Linked DNA regions of Homo sapiens: region 1 is linked to region 2. The links are chromatin contacts, found by Hi-C or POLR2A ChIA-PET in ENCODE. All regions are on one chromosome and are shown on one strand. Each heading gives the region's core, a stretch centred on a gene start or an enhancer-like site at or near the end of the contact. The rest is flanking DNA. Distances are from core to core; before and after follow the strand shown.

Region 1 (5,745 bases), core at 533-3,032, 110 kb before region 2:
AATCTCTGAAGTCCAGGTACCAGGAAAGAGAAGAGTTATTCACCGTCACAAGTTCTCACTCTGGAAAGGAGAAAAATGGATGTTTTAATGAATCTTTGTAATTTACCAATTTAACTATGACACTTTATTGTGGAAATGTATTCATTTCGCTGCAGCCATAATGGAAGAGTGATTTTCCTTACTTTGCTGAGATTCTCAGCCCCAGTAGCCTTCTCAAGGCTAAGCCCTGGAATTCCATTTGAAATCACCCAAAAGAAAAGAACAAATATGAGAAATGTATCACACGCCATCTGGGTAAGACAAAATGTAAATTAAAAGCTTTATCGGATGATGGGTGGCTCATGCCTGTAATCCGAGCACTTTGGGAGGCCAGCCGGTGGATCATTTGAGGTCAGAAGTTCGAGACCAGCCTGGCAAACATGGTGAAACACCATCTCTACTAAAAATACAAAAATTAGCCAGGTGTGGTGGCAGGTGCCTGTAATCCCAGCTACTCCGGAGGCTGAGGCAGGAGAATCACTTGAACCTGGGAGGCGGAGGTTGCAGTGAGCCGAGATGGCACCACTGTACTCCAGGCTGGGCAACAGATCAAGACTCTGTCTCAAAAAAAAAAAAAATTAATGGATGAAATATAAGGCTAGACATTTCTTTTCTTTTTTCTTTTTTTTCTGAAATACACCTCTTTCTTGCCTCCTTGGATATATTCTATCTTGTCTATCAAACTCTACTAATAAAATCCATTTGATATTTAATTTTTTAAAAACTGAGGTTCAGGCTGGGTGCAGTGGCTCACACCTGTAATCCCAGCACTTTGGGAGTTTGAGGCAGGAAGATCGCTTGAGCCCGGGAGTTTGAGGTCAGCCTAGGCAATGTAGTGAGACCCTGACTCTATTATAAGTAAGTAAGTGAAAAAAAAATTTTCAAGGTGACAAACCCAGGGAGGGGTAGGGCAAACTGGAATACCGGCAAGTCTGACTCAAGTGTCAGATCAGGTCATCCTATATAACCTCAGACATGCCCCAAACCCTGTGCTGCTCACATATATACTCAGTGACCACCCTCCCAGAAGACACTGCATTGTGTGCGTTTCAGCTTTTTGCGTCACCTCAGTGAAGGTGGTTTTCCTGTCCTTAGCCATAGTTTTCTCCCTTCACTAGGCTAAGAGGATTCAAAGGACAGGGATCATTCCAGTCTTTTCCCTTCAATAGCAGCATCTGAGTGGCTGACCAGAGAGGTATTTCCAAGAAGTGAAAACTGGGCTTGGGGTGAGAAAAGCTAAATGTCCTAAGGGGTTTCCTTTTAGATGACGGAGGGAGATACCAGGGGACTCCTCCCTCCCGGGAGGTAGGGGGAGGGGGTGCACCCGGCGGCTCCCCTGAGAGGCCCCACAGGCACATCTCAGGCTGTCCTCTGGGAAGAAATGACCCAGGAGCTGATATTCATGACCCTCCAAGAGACCCGGCAGCTTGTGGGCATCTCAGATGAGCCCCAGGCAGTTCTGAAACCCAGGACCAGGAAAAGATAAGAGGGTGGGCTGAGGTCACATCACCCTGTAACGTTTCCAAAAGGGAACTGTCAGGCCTCTGAGCCGAAGCTCAGCCATTGTAACCCCTGTGACCTGCACATATATGTCCAGGTGGCCTACAGGAGCCAAGAAGTCTGGAGCAGCTGAAAAACAAGGAAGTGAAACAGCCAATTCCTGCCTTAACTAATTAACCCACCTTACGACATTCCACCATTATGACGTGTTCCTGCCCTGCCCCAACTGATCAATCGACCCTGTGACATTCTTCTGGACAATGAGTCCCATCATCTCTCCACCATGCACCTTGTGACTCCCTCCTCTGCTGACAACAGATAACCACCTTTAACTGTAACTTTCCACAGCCTACCCCAGCCCTATAAAGCTGCCCCTCTCCTATCTCCCTTCGCTGACTCTCTTTTCAGACTCAGCCCACTTGCACCCAAGTGAATTAACAGCCTTGTTGCTCACACAAAGCCTGTTTAGGTGGTCTTCTATACGGACATGCTTGACACTTGGTGCCAAAATCTGGGCCAGGGGGACTCCTTCGTGAGACCGGCCCCCTGTCCTGGCCCTCATTCCGTGAAGAGATCCACCTGCGACCTCGGGTCCTCAGACCAGCCCAAGGAACATCTCACCAATTTCAAATCGGGTAAGTGGTCTCTTCACTCTTTTCTCCAGCCTCTGTCGCTACCCTCCAATCTCCCTGTCCAGTCTTTTTCTTCTCTAGTAGAGACAAAGGAGACACATTTTATCCGTGGACCCAAAACTCTGGCGCTGGTCACAGACTCAGGAAGACAGTCTTCCCTTGGTGTCTAATCACTGCGGGGACGCCTGCCTAATTATTCACCCACATTCCACTGGTGTCTGATCACCTTGGGGATGCCTGCCTTGGTCATTCACCCACATTCCCATGGTGGCAAGTCATTTGCGGGGACGCCTGCTTTGGCTGCTCACCCCCGCCCTTCTCCGTGTCTCTACTTCTCTCTTTAAACTTACCTCCTTCACTTTGGGCAATCTTCCGCCCTCCATTCCTCCCTCTTCCCCCTTAGCCTGTGTACTTAAAAACTTCTCTTAAACTAACACCTGATATAAAACTCAAACGTCTTATTTTCTTCTGCAATACTGCTTGGCCGCAATATAAACTTGACAATGGTTCCAAGTGGCCAGAAAACGGCACTTTTGATTTCTCCATCCTACAAGACCTAGATCATTTTTGTCAAAAAATGGGCACATGGTCTGAGGTGCCTTGCGTCCAGGCATTTTTTACACTTCGCTCCCTCCCAAGCCTCTGCTCCCAATGTGACTCATCCCAAATTTTTCTTCTTTCTCTCCCGTCCGTTCCTTCAGTCTCTACCCCAACCTCAGAGTCCCCTGAATCCCCCTTTTCTGCAGACCCCTCTGACCTCTCTCCCCCTCCCCAGGCCACTCCTTGGCAGGCTGAATCAAGTCCCAATTCTTCCTCAGCCTCCGCTCCCCCATCTTATAATTCTTCTATCACCTCCCCTCCTCAAACTTGGTCAGGCTTAGTTTCATTCCATGACTAGCTCTCCCCCACCTGCCCAACAATTTCCTCATAGAGAGGTGGCTGGAGCTGAGGGCACAGTAAAGGTTCATATACCTTTTTCTCTATCAGACCTTTCCCAATCAGTCAGCGTCTGGGCTCTTTCTCATCAGACCCCACTAAATATACACAGGAATTCCAATATTTGACTCAGTCCTACACTTTAACCTGCAGTGACCTAAATGTCATCCTGACCTCTACCCTCTCCCCAGATGAGCAGGAAAGAGTTTATACCCTAGCCCAATCTCACGCTAACACCCGCCGGCATCATGAGCCAGACCTCCAAGAAGGCATCAGGGCAGTTCCCTGAGAGGATCCTTGATGGGAATACCAGACAGGCTCCCCAGGTATAGCTAGGCGAGATTACATGGTCTCTTGCCTAGCTGAAGGGCTGAAAAAGGCAGCATACAAAGCTGTTAATTATGACAAGCTTTAAGAAGCCACCCAAGGTAAAGATGAAAATCCAGCCCAGTTCATGGCCCGTTTGGTGGCTACCCTTAGAAACTTTACAGCCCTAGACCCTGAAGGGCCAGAAGGCCATCTTATTCTCAATATGCATTTTATCACTCAGTCAGCTCCTGACATTACAAAAAAAGCTTCAAAAATTGGAATCTGGCCCTCAAACCCCACAACAGGAATTAATCAATCTCGCCTTCAAGGTGTTCAACAATAGAGAAGAGGCAGCCAAGCAGCAACGTCTTTCAGAGCTGCAATTGCTTGCCTCTGCTGTAAGACAAACCCCAGCCATGCCTTCAGCACACAAAAACTTCAGAGCAACCAAACCACAGCCTCTAGGCACTCCTTTAAAACCATCTCATGGACCTTGCTTCAAGTGCCGCAAAACTGGCCACTGGGCCAAGGAATGCCTGCAGCCCGGGATTCCTCCTAAGCCTGTCCCACCTGTGCGGGACCCCACTGGAAATCGGACTGTCCAACTAATATCACAGCCCCTTCTAGGGTCCCTGGAGCTCTGGCTCAAAGCTCTCTGGCTGACTCCTTCCCAGATCTCCTCGGCTTAGTGGCTGAAGACTGATGCTGCCCGATCGCCTCAGAAGCCCCTTGGACCATCACAGATGCCGAGCTTCGGGTAACTCTTACGGTGGAGGGTAAGTCCATCCCCTTTTTAATCAATACGGGGGCTACCCACCCCACATTACCTTCTTTTCAAGGGCCTGTTTCCTTTGCCCCCGTAACTGCCGTGGGTATTGACGGCCAAGCTTCTAAACCCCTTAAAACTCCCCAACTCTGGTGCCAACTTGGACAACATTCTTTTATGCACTCCTTTTTAGTTAACCCCACCTGCCCAGTTCCCTTATTAGGCTGAGATATTTTAACCACATTATCTGCTTCCCTGACTATTGCTGGGCTACAGCCACACCCCATTGCTGTCCTTTTCCCCAATTCAAGGCCTCTTTCGCATCCTCCCCTTGTATCTCCCCACCTTAATCCTCAAGTATAGGATACTTCTACTCTTTCTTTGGCAACTGACCATGCACTCCTTACCATTCCATTAAAACCTAATCACCCTTACCCTGCTCAATACCAGTATCCCAGCCCGCAGCAGGCTTTAAAGGGAACTGAAGCCTGTTATCACTTGCCTGTTACAACGTGGCCTTTTGAAGCCTACAAATTCTCCTTACAACTCCCCTATCCTACCCATCCAGAAACCGGACAAGTCCTAGAGGCTAGTTCAAGACCTTCACCTCATAAATCAGATTGTCCTTCCCATCCATCCTGTTGTGCCAAACCCTATACTCTCCTCTCCTCGACACCCCCTTCCACAACTCATTATTCTGTTATCCACCTCAAAGATGCCTTCTTTACCATCCCCTTGCATCCCTCCTCCCAACCTCTTTTCACCTTTACTTGGACTGACCCTGACACCCACCAGTCCCAGCAATTCACCTGGATTGTCCGACCCCAAAGTTTCAGGGACAGCCCACACTACTTTGGTCAGGCCCTCTCTCATGACTTTCTTTCTGCCCATCTGCCTCCCACCTTATTCAATATGTTGAAGACCTTCTTCTTTGCAGCCCTTCTTACCAATCTTCCCAGCAGGACACTATCCTATCCTACTTCTTCAATATCTCTACTCAAAGGGGTACTGAGTATCCCCCTCTAAAGCTCATATTTCCTCCCCTAGTGTTACATATCTCGACATAGTCCTCCATCAACATACACGCACTCTTCCTGCAGACTGTGTTCAGTTAATCTCCCAGACCCTATTCCCCACCACCAAACAACAACTCCTTTCCTTCTTAGGCGTTGTTGGATACTTCCGACTCTGGGTACCAAGGTTTTGCCATTCTAACCAAACTGCTTTACAAACTCACTAAAGGTAATTTAGCTGATCCCATAGACCATAAGTCCTTTCCCCATGCTTCCTTTCATTCTCTCAAAAAGGCCCTAGAAACAGCTCCCACACTAGCACTCCCTGACTTGTCCCAACCTTTTTCCTTACACACAGCTGAAACACAAGGCTGTGCTGCTGGAGTTCTCACACAGGAGCCAGGCCCACGACCTATAGCCTTTCTATCCAAACAACTTGACCTCACAATTCTAGGCTGGCCCTCATGTCTACATGTGGTGGCAGCTGCCGCTTTAACACTTCCAGAGTCTCTCAAAATCACAGGCTATGCTCCACTTACCCTCTACAGTT
Region 2 (6,585 bases), core at 541-3,040:
AGTGAGGAGAGGAATGAGTGAGTGAGGAGAGGAATGAGTGAGTGAGGAGAGGAATGAGTGAGTGAGGAGAGGAATGAGTGAGTGAGGAGAGGAATGAGTGAGTGAGGAGAGGAATGAGTGAGTGAGGAGAGGAATGAGTGAGTGAGGAGAGGAATGAGTGAGTGAGGAGAGGAATGAGTGAGTGAGGAGAGGAATGAGTGAGTGAGGAGAAGAATGAGTGAGTGAGGAGAGGAATGAGTGAGTGAGGAGAGGAATGAGTGAGTGAGGAGAGGAATGAGTGAGTGAGGAGAGGAATGAGTGAGTGAGGAGAGGAATGAGTGAGTGAGGAGAGGAATGAGTGAGTGAGGAGAAGAATGAGTGAGTGAGGAGAGGAATGAGTGAGCGAGGAGAGGAATGAGTGAGCGGGGAGAGGAATGAGTGAGTGGGGAGAGGAATGAGTGAGTGAGGAGAGGAATGAGTGAGTGAGGAGAGGAATGAGTGAGTGAGGAGAGGAATGAGTGAGCGGGGAGAGGAATGAGTGAGCGAGGAGAGGAATGAGTGAGTGAGGAGAGGAATGAGTGAGTGAGGAGAGGAATGAGTGAGTGAGGAGAAGAATGAGTGAGTGAGGAGAAGAATGAGTGAGTGAGGAGAGGAATGAGTGAGTGAGGAGAGGAATGAGTGAGTGAGGAGAGGAATGAGTGAGTGAGGAGAAGAATGAGTGAGTGAGGAGAGGAATGAGTGAGTGAGGAGAAGAATGAGTGAGTGAGGAGAGGAATGAGTGAGTGAGGAGAAGAATGAGTGAGTGAGGAGAGGAATGAGTGAGTGAGGAGAAGAATGAGTGAGTGAGGAGAGGAATGAGTGAGTGAGGAGAAGAATGAGTGAGTGAGGAGAAGAATGAGTGAGTGAGGAGAGGAATGAGTGAGTGAGGAGAAGAATGAGTGAGTGAGGAGAGGAATGAGTGAGTGAGGAGAAGAATGAGTGAGTGAGGAGAAGAATGAGTGAGTGAGGAGAGGAATGAGTGAGTGAGGAGAAGAATGAGTGAGTGAGGAGAGGAATGAGTGAGTGAGCAGAGGAATGAGTGAGTGAGGAGAAGAATGAGTGAGTGAGGAGAAGAATGAGTGAGTGAGGAGAGGAATGAGTGAGTGAGCAGAGGAATGAGTGAGCGAGAAGAGGAATGAGTGAGTGGGCAGAGGAATGAGTGAGCGGGGAGAGGAATGAGTGAGCGGGGAGAGGAATGAGTGAGCGGGGAGAGGAATGAGTGAGCGGGGAGAGGAATGAGTGAGTGGGCAGAGGAATGAGTGAGTGGGCAGAGGAATGAGTGAGCGGGGAGAGGAATGAGTGAGTGGGCAGAGGAATGAGTGAGCTGCCTCCCTCTCTTCTCTGTGTTCCCACACCCCAGCCACCCTCAAAACCCAGCTCCCTGAGCCCCATTCCTGCCCCTCAGGAACTCCATGCATCCTGAGACCCCAGACCCGTCCTGCTGACAAACTCACCAGGCCCTGGTGTCCCCAAAACCAGTTCTGTTTCGGGGGTTGAGGAAAACACTGGAGGCGGCGGCAGTTGTCATAGAAGGTGTAGGTCCAGGCCAGGACGCGGGCCAGGAGCCAGGAGCCTCCAACCAGCAGCAGAAGCAGCCACGGGGATGCTGCCACGGGCCCGAGGCCCAGCCAGGACAGGCTCAGCTGCGGCATCCTGCAGGGCAGACGGGATGGAGGGTGGGATCCTGAGGCCCAGGGAAGGGCCCAGGAAGCTCCAAGGACAGTGGAAAGGGGCAAGGATGGGCAGTGCTGGAGGCAGATCAGGGAAGGCTCTGAGATGGGTAAACAAGAGCTGAGATCTAAAGTCCAGAAATGCCCAATGAAAACCAGCAGCCAAGTGGCCTCCAGTTACACAGAAAGGGAAAGAGAGAGAGAGGCTGATTAGAATCCAAAAAGGCCCAGCCTGAATCACTGGGAGGTTGCCAGGGGTCCAGTTACCAGGAAATCACCAGTCTCCCAGGCCAGCAGCCTTGACCCACCCCAACCTTGGGCAGTCCCCTCCCCATCCCAGGCCAGGACCCTCCAGCCCTGCCACTGCCAGCCTGGCTCCTATCAGAAGCAGCTTGTCCCACATACCCTCCTCTCCCCCTCTGCTAGGAGGTCTTTGCCTCTGGCCCCTGATTTCCGGAAGGCTGTGGGAGGCGAGGCTGGGCTGGGCTGGTCGAGCCAATCCCCATGGACTGGGTGTGTCTTCCAAGCCTGGGCAACCAACCAAAACCTGGCGTAGGGCCAGCTGGGTGCAGAGGAGCCAGCTCAGGGTGACACAGCATGGGCACAGGATCCGCAGGTCTCAACATCTCACACCTGAGTGGGAGGGGATCTTGAGGAAGAGTCAAAGGTGACTCTGAGCCCCAAAGTTTACAGCCACCTTGCCCTTCCAAGGCAAGAGTGTGGCAGATAAAGTCATGAACTTGAGAGTTCAGGTGGCAAGAGAGTGGGGCCAGGCCAACCATTGTGCCAGATCATGTTCTGAGCTCCTCTCCACATGTGGTCCAGGAGTTCATCATGCACCATTTCTCAGTGCAGACTTAGGAGATTCAGAGACAGAAGCTCCTGGCCTCTGGCTTCACAGTCTGGCAGGAGTTCAAGTCCTGCCTCCAGGCAACCCAGGGCCTGGGTCGAGACATGACTGACAGGAGTAGGAACAAACTATCTAACTGTGCTGGGGATTACCCGGTCAGATTTTAGAGATAAAGAGCCCCGCTGGAGGAGAATACCTGGAGGCTAGGTTCAGCATAGGAGGACAGAGAGGGGAGATGGGAGGTAAGGCTGAGAGGGGCCATGAGTGGATGGGGCCAGGGACAGGAGGGCAGAGATGGGGGACCCTGAGTGGAGTCCTTATTCTGCCCTCCCCTTGCCCTAACTGTGGGTAGTGAGCCCCTCCTGGACTCAGGCTTCCCATCTGGGAAATGGGATGTCAGATAAGGCCTTAGAGGGGGACAGAGGAGGGATCACAGGAAAATGGGCCTTAGATGGGGACAGATGAAAGATTCTGAGGAGGGAGTGAAGGGAAGGGGCTGGCAGCTAGCACTTTAGCTGCTGTGTGTCAGTCTCTGCTCTTTGCAAAAGACAATATGCAAAGTTCTTTTACTGTGTACTGGACTCTAAATAAAGCACACCTACCATGTGCCAGGTACTCTGTATACATGTTGTGTACTGTGTGCCAAGTGCTCTATGAAAAGTGTGTCCACTGTGTGCTGGGCGCTCTACAGAAAATCTTGCTTCTTTGTTCTCGGTCCTCTATATAAAGTGAAATTTGTGCGGAGTAACTTATGTAAAGTGTACCTACTCTGCACCTGCTGCTCTATATAAAACACACCTACTGTGTGTCAGATGTTCTATGTAGAGCATGTTTACTACGTGCCTGGTGATCTATGTCAAGTGCACCTACTGTGTGTCAAGTGCTCTACATAAAGCGTGCCTACTCTGGGTGCTGGGTACTCTTCATAAACTGTGACTCCATGTGTCCGGTACTCTACATAAAGCACACCTACTGTATGCCAGATGCTCTACATAAAGTGTTCTTTCTGTGTGTCAAGTGCTCTACATAAAGCGTGCCTACTCTGGATGCTGGGTACTCTTCATAAACTCTGACTCTGTGTGGCCGGTACTCTACATAATGCACACCTACTGTGTGCCAGATGCTCTATATAAAGTGTTTTTTCTGTGTGTCAAGTGCTCCACATAAAGTAAAACTACTCTATGTAAAGTTCTTGACATAAAGAATGCCTACTGTGTGCAAGGCACTCTCCACAAAGCACTCCTACTATGTGGCAGGGGCTCTAGGTAAAGCATGCCTACTGTGTTCCACCTACTCTAGGTCAAGTGCACCTGCTCATGTCAGATGCTCACCCGCGTCACCATGCCCAAAGCCTTCACACCAACCTCCCCTCGGTTCTCTGAGCCAGAGCCCTGGGATTGTTGGAGAGACCTGAGTGATGGCATCCAGAGAAGGGAATGCATCCATTTAACAAAAGAGCAAACTGAGTCTCAGAGAGGGCAGGCCTCTAGCCCAAGTTACAGAGCTCACAGGAAGCCAGGTTTGTGAGATCCTCAAGCCCAAACCTTTTTCCTCTGCCATGCTGTTCTGCACCCATTCATTAGGGTCAATGCCATATTAATACAGGGACATGTATAAATGGAGGAATCTCAGGCAATGTCATGGTCCCAGAGGGGAAATATCTTGAGGTCTTTGAATCAGCACCTGGCTCCTCCTCCCACACCCCGGATGCTCCACCCAGCAGACCCAGGGCTCCCCTCCTGGCCCTCCTTGTATCCTGTCCAGAATTGCCCTGCCGGGTGGACTTGGGTGAGGGGGTGCTTGAAGGATGGGGCTCCTAGCACAGCTGCTAAGCAGGAGGGCAGGGAAGACAGTGCTCCTGACACTGGCTGGGTGTTGGGGAGCCCCAAAGCCTCCCCCACCCCACCACCACTGCCAGCTCAATCAACCAGGGGATTCAGGCTCCTGGCCCTACAGCCTCAGTGGGGTAGGGTGCATCCCCCAAAATCCCTACTCCCTCTGCAAGGACAGACCTCACCTACTGGCAGTTCCATCCCTGTTAGGCTCAGGGAGCAAAGCCAGAGTTTGATGAACAGGCGGGGTTATAGGGACACAGAAGAAAGCGCTCCCAGTGGCTAGAGGGGTTTGGCACACTGTAGACCACCTGTGTGCCTGGGATGAGCAGGCAGCCTAGAGCAGGAATGGTGGCCACCACCATTTGCCGACATAACCTACACAGCCTGTTTTAAGTCCTTTAAGTATATTAGTCACCTTGTTTTTCATTTTACAAATGAAACATTAAGCCTGGAAGATACTTAAGTGACCACCCACAGTTGCACAGCTGGTGGAGCCGGGCTATACACCCAGACCTCCCACCCAGCCTCACATTGTGCTACCCTCACCACCGGGCCGTGCTCCTTCACGTCTGTAAATGGGCGTTTCAGCAGCACCCACCTCACATGGTTGTCATAATACTTAAAAAGACAATGCATGCAAAATGCACAAGGCAGACTAAAGGTTCAGCAAGTGCAACTCACTGTTCCTGCTGTTGTTGCAGTTGCTGTGTAAGCTGCATATGGGGTTTGACCTGGATCCCACAGGGGGCAGAGACATGGCCTTGCACTGTATTAGAGAAGGGACCTAAAGGTCCAGCCTGTCCTCACCACGTGTTCTCTTTGGCTGTAGATTATGGCTAGGGGAGCAACCTCCTAGACACAGGAGGCTTGGCCTGAATCCAGAAGAGTTATCTGTGGTGAAGTAGTAACAGAAAATTTGAACACCTGTTAGGTGTTAAGGCAGACTCACAGGTGGATTCTTGCAGGGGAGATGCCAGCTGTTCTGGTTCTGGGAACTGAACAATCCGTGGAGCCCAGCCTCCCATCTAGTGAAGAAGTGAGCTCTACACAGCCCAGCTACTGCATCCATGAGAGTCTCTGCTTGAATGTCCCCCAACATGGAGACCTCAGCACACACACACACACACACACACACACACACACACACTCTGCCTTTACAGCAGTGGTCCCCAACCCTTTTGGCACCAGGGACCAGTTTCGTGGAAGACAATTTTTCCACAAGTTGCAGCAGGGGGAGGAGAGGCAAAGATGGTTTCAGGATGATTCAGGTGCATCACATTTATTGTGCACTTTATTTCTATTATTATTACATTGTAATATATTATGAGGTAATTATACAACTCACCGTCATGTAGAATCAGGGAGCCCTGTGCTTGTTTTCCTGCAACTAGATGATCCCATGTGGCGGTGATGGGAGACAGTGACAGATCATCAGGCATTAGATTTTCATAAGGTGCACACAATCTAGATTCCCTGCATGTGCATTTCACAGTAGGGTTTGCACTCCTTTGAGAATCTAATGCTGCTACTGATCTGACTGAGCATTACTGAGCTCAGGCAGTAATGCGAGTGATGTAGAGCGACTCTAAATACCGAAGAAGTTTTGCTCATTTGCCCACCGCTCACCTTCTGCTGTGTGGTACAGTCCCTAACAGGCCACAGACCAGTACCAGTCTGCTGCCTGGAGGTTGGGGGTCCCTGCTTTACAGAATATTAGAGGGTAGATACTCTACGGAAATGAGCCTCAAACTCAACCAGTTCTAAATCAATGAGAAAGGGGATCATTTAAAATGCATCTTCCTCTATGTACACACATGTCAAGGGAGGCAAGATATGAGGCTAAGGGATTGAGGTACAGAACAGCAGGTATGTCTGCAAGATTTTCACAGAAATTAGGTGAACAGTGCACACATGCATACACTTCTATCTGTCATATTTGTATAAATAAACTCTAGCATGAATAATTTTTAAGCTTAGAGTATAGAAGTTTATGGGCCGAGCACGGTGGCTCATGCCTGTAATCCCAGCACTGTGAGAGGCCGAGGTGGGTGGATCACCTGAGGTCAGGAGTTTGAGAACAGCCTGGCCAACGTGATGAAACCCTGTCTCTACTAAAAATACAAAAATTACTAAAAATACAAAAAGTATCTAGGCATGGTGGTGGGCATCTGCAATCCCAGCTACTCAGGAGGCTGAGGCAGGAGTACCACTT

What was found. Hi-C counts contacts between places; a loop is a spot of excess contacts on that map. ChIA-PET counts read pairs that join two places held with the same protein, here RNA polymerase II (POLR2A).
Region 1: a map of PC-9 shows a loop between it and region 2 (2.5-fold over the local background). The contact joins the promoter of UCA1 here to the promoter of CYP4F11 in region 2. A Hi-C loop is called at or near these places in 1 of 168 maps with a recorded cell type or tissue (PC-9). POLR2A ChIA-PET finds 5 or more read pairs at or near these places in 1 of 52 experiments (PC-9).

Annotation. Positions count from the first base shown.
Region 1 is chr19:15,827,165-15,832,909 of GRCh38, forward strand. UCA1 (urothelial cancer associated 1) reads left to right here and starts at 1,783. Exons shown (of 3, transcript NR_015379.3): 1 at 1,783-2,174; 2 at 4,091-4,192. It overlaps LOC124900418 (collagen alpha-1(I) chain-like), which reads left to right and starts at 1,783. Exons shown (of 3, transcript XM_047439793.1): 1 at 1,783-2,174; 2 at 4,091-4,192. RefSeq lists an enhancer at 1,027-2,226.
Region 2 is chr19:15,932,739-15,939,323 of GRCh38, forward strand. It overlaps CYP4F11 (cytochrome P450 family 4 subfamily F member 11), which reads right to left and starts at 1,791. Exons shown (of 12, transcript NM_021187.4): 1 at 1,473-1,791. The coding sequence starts at 1,670.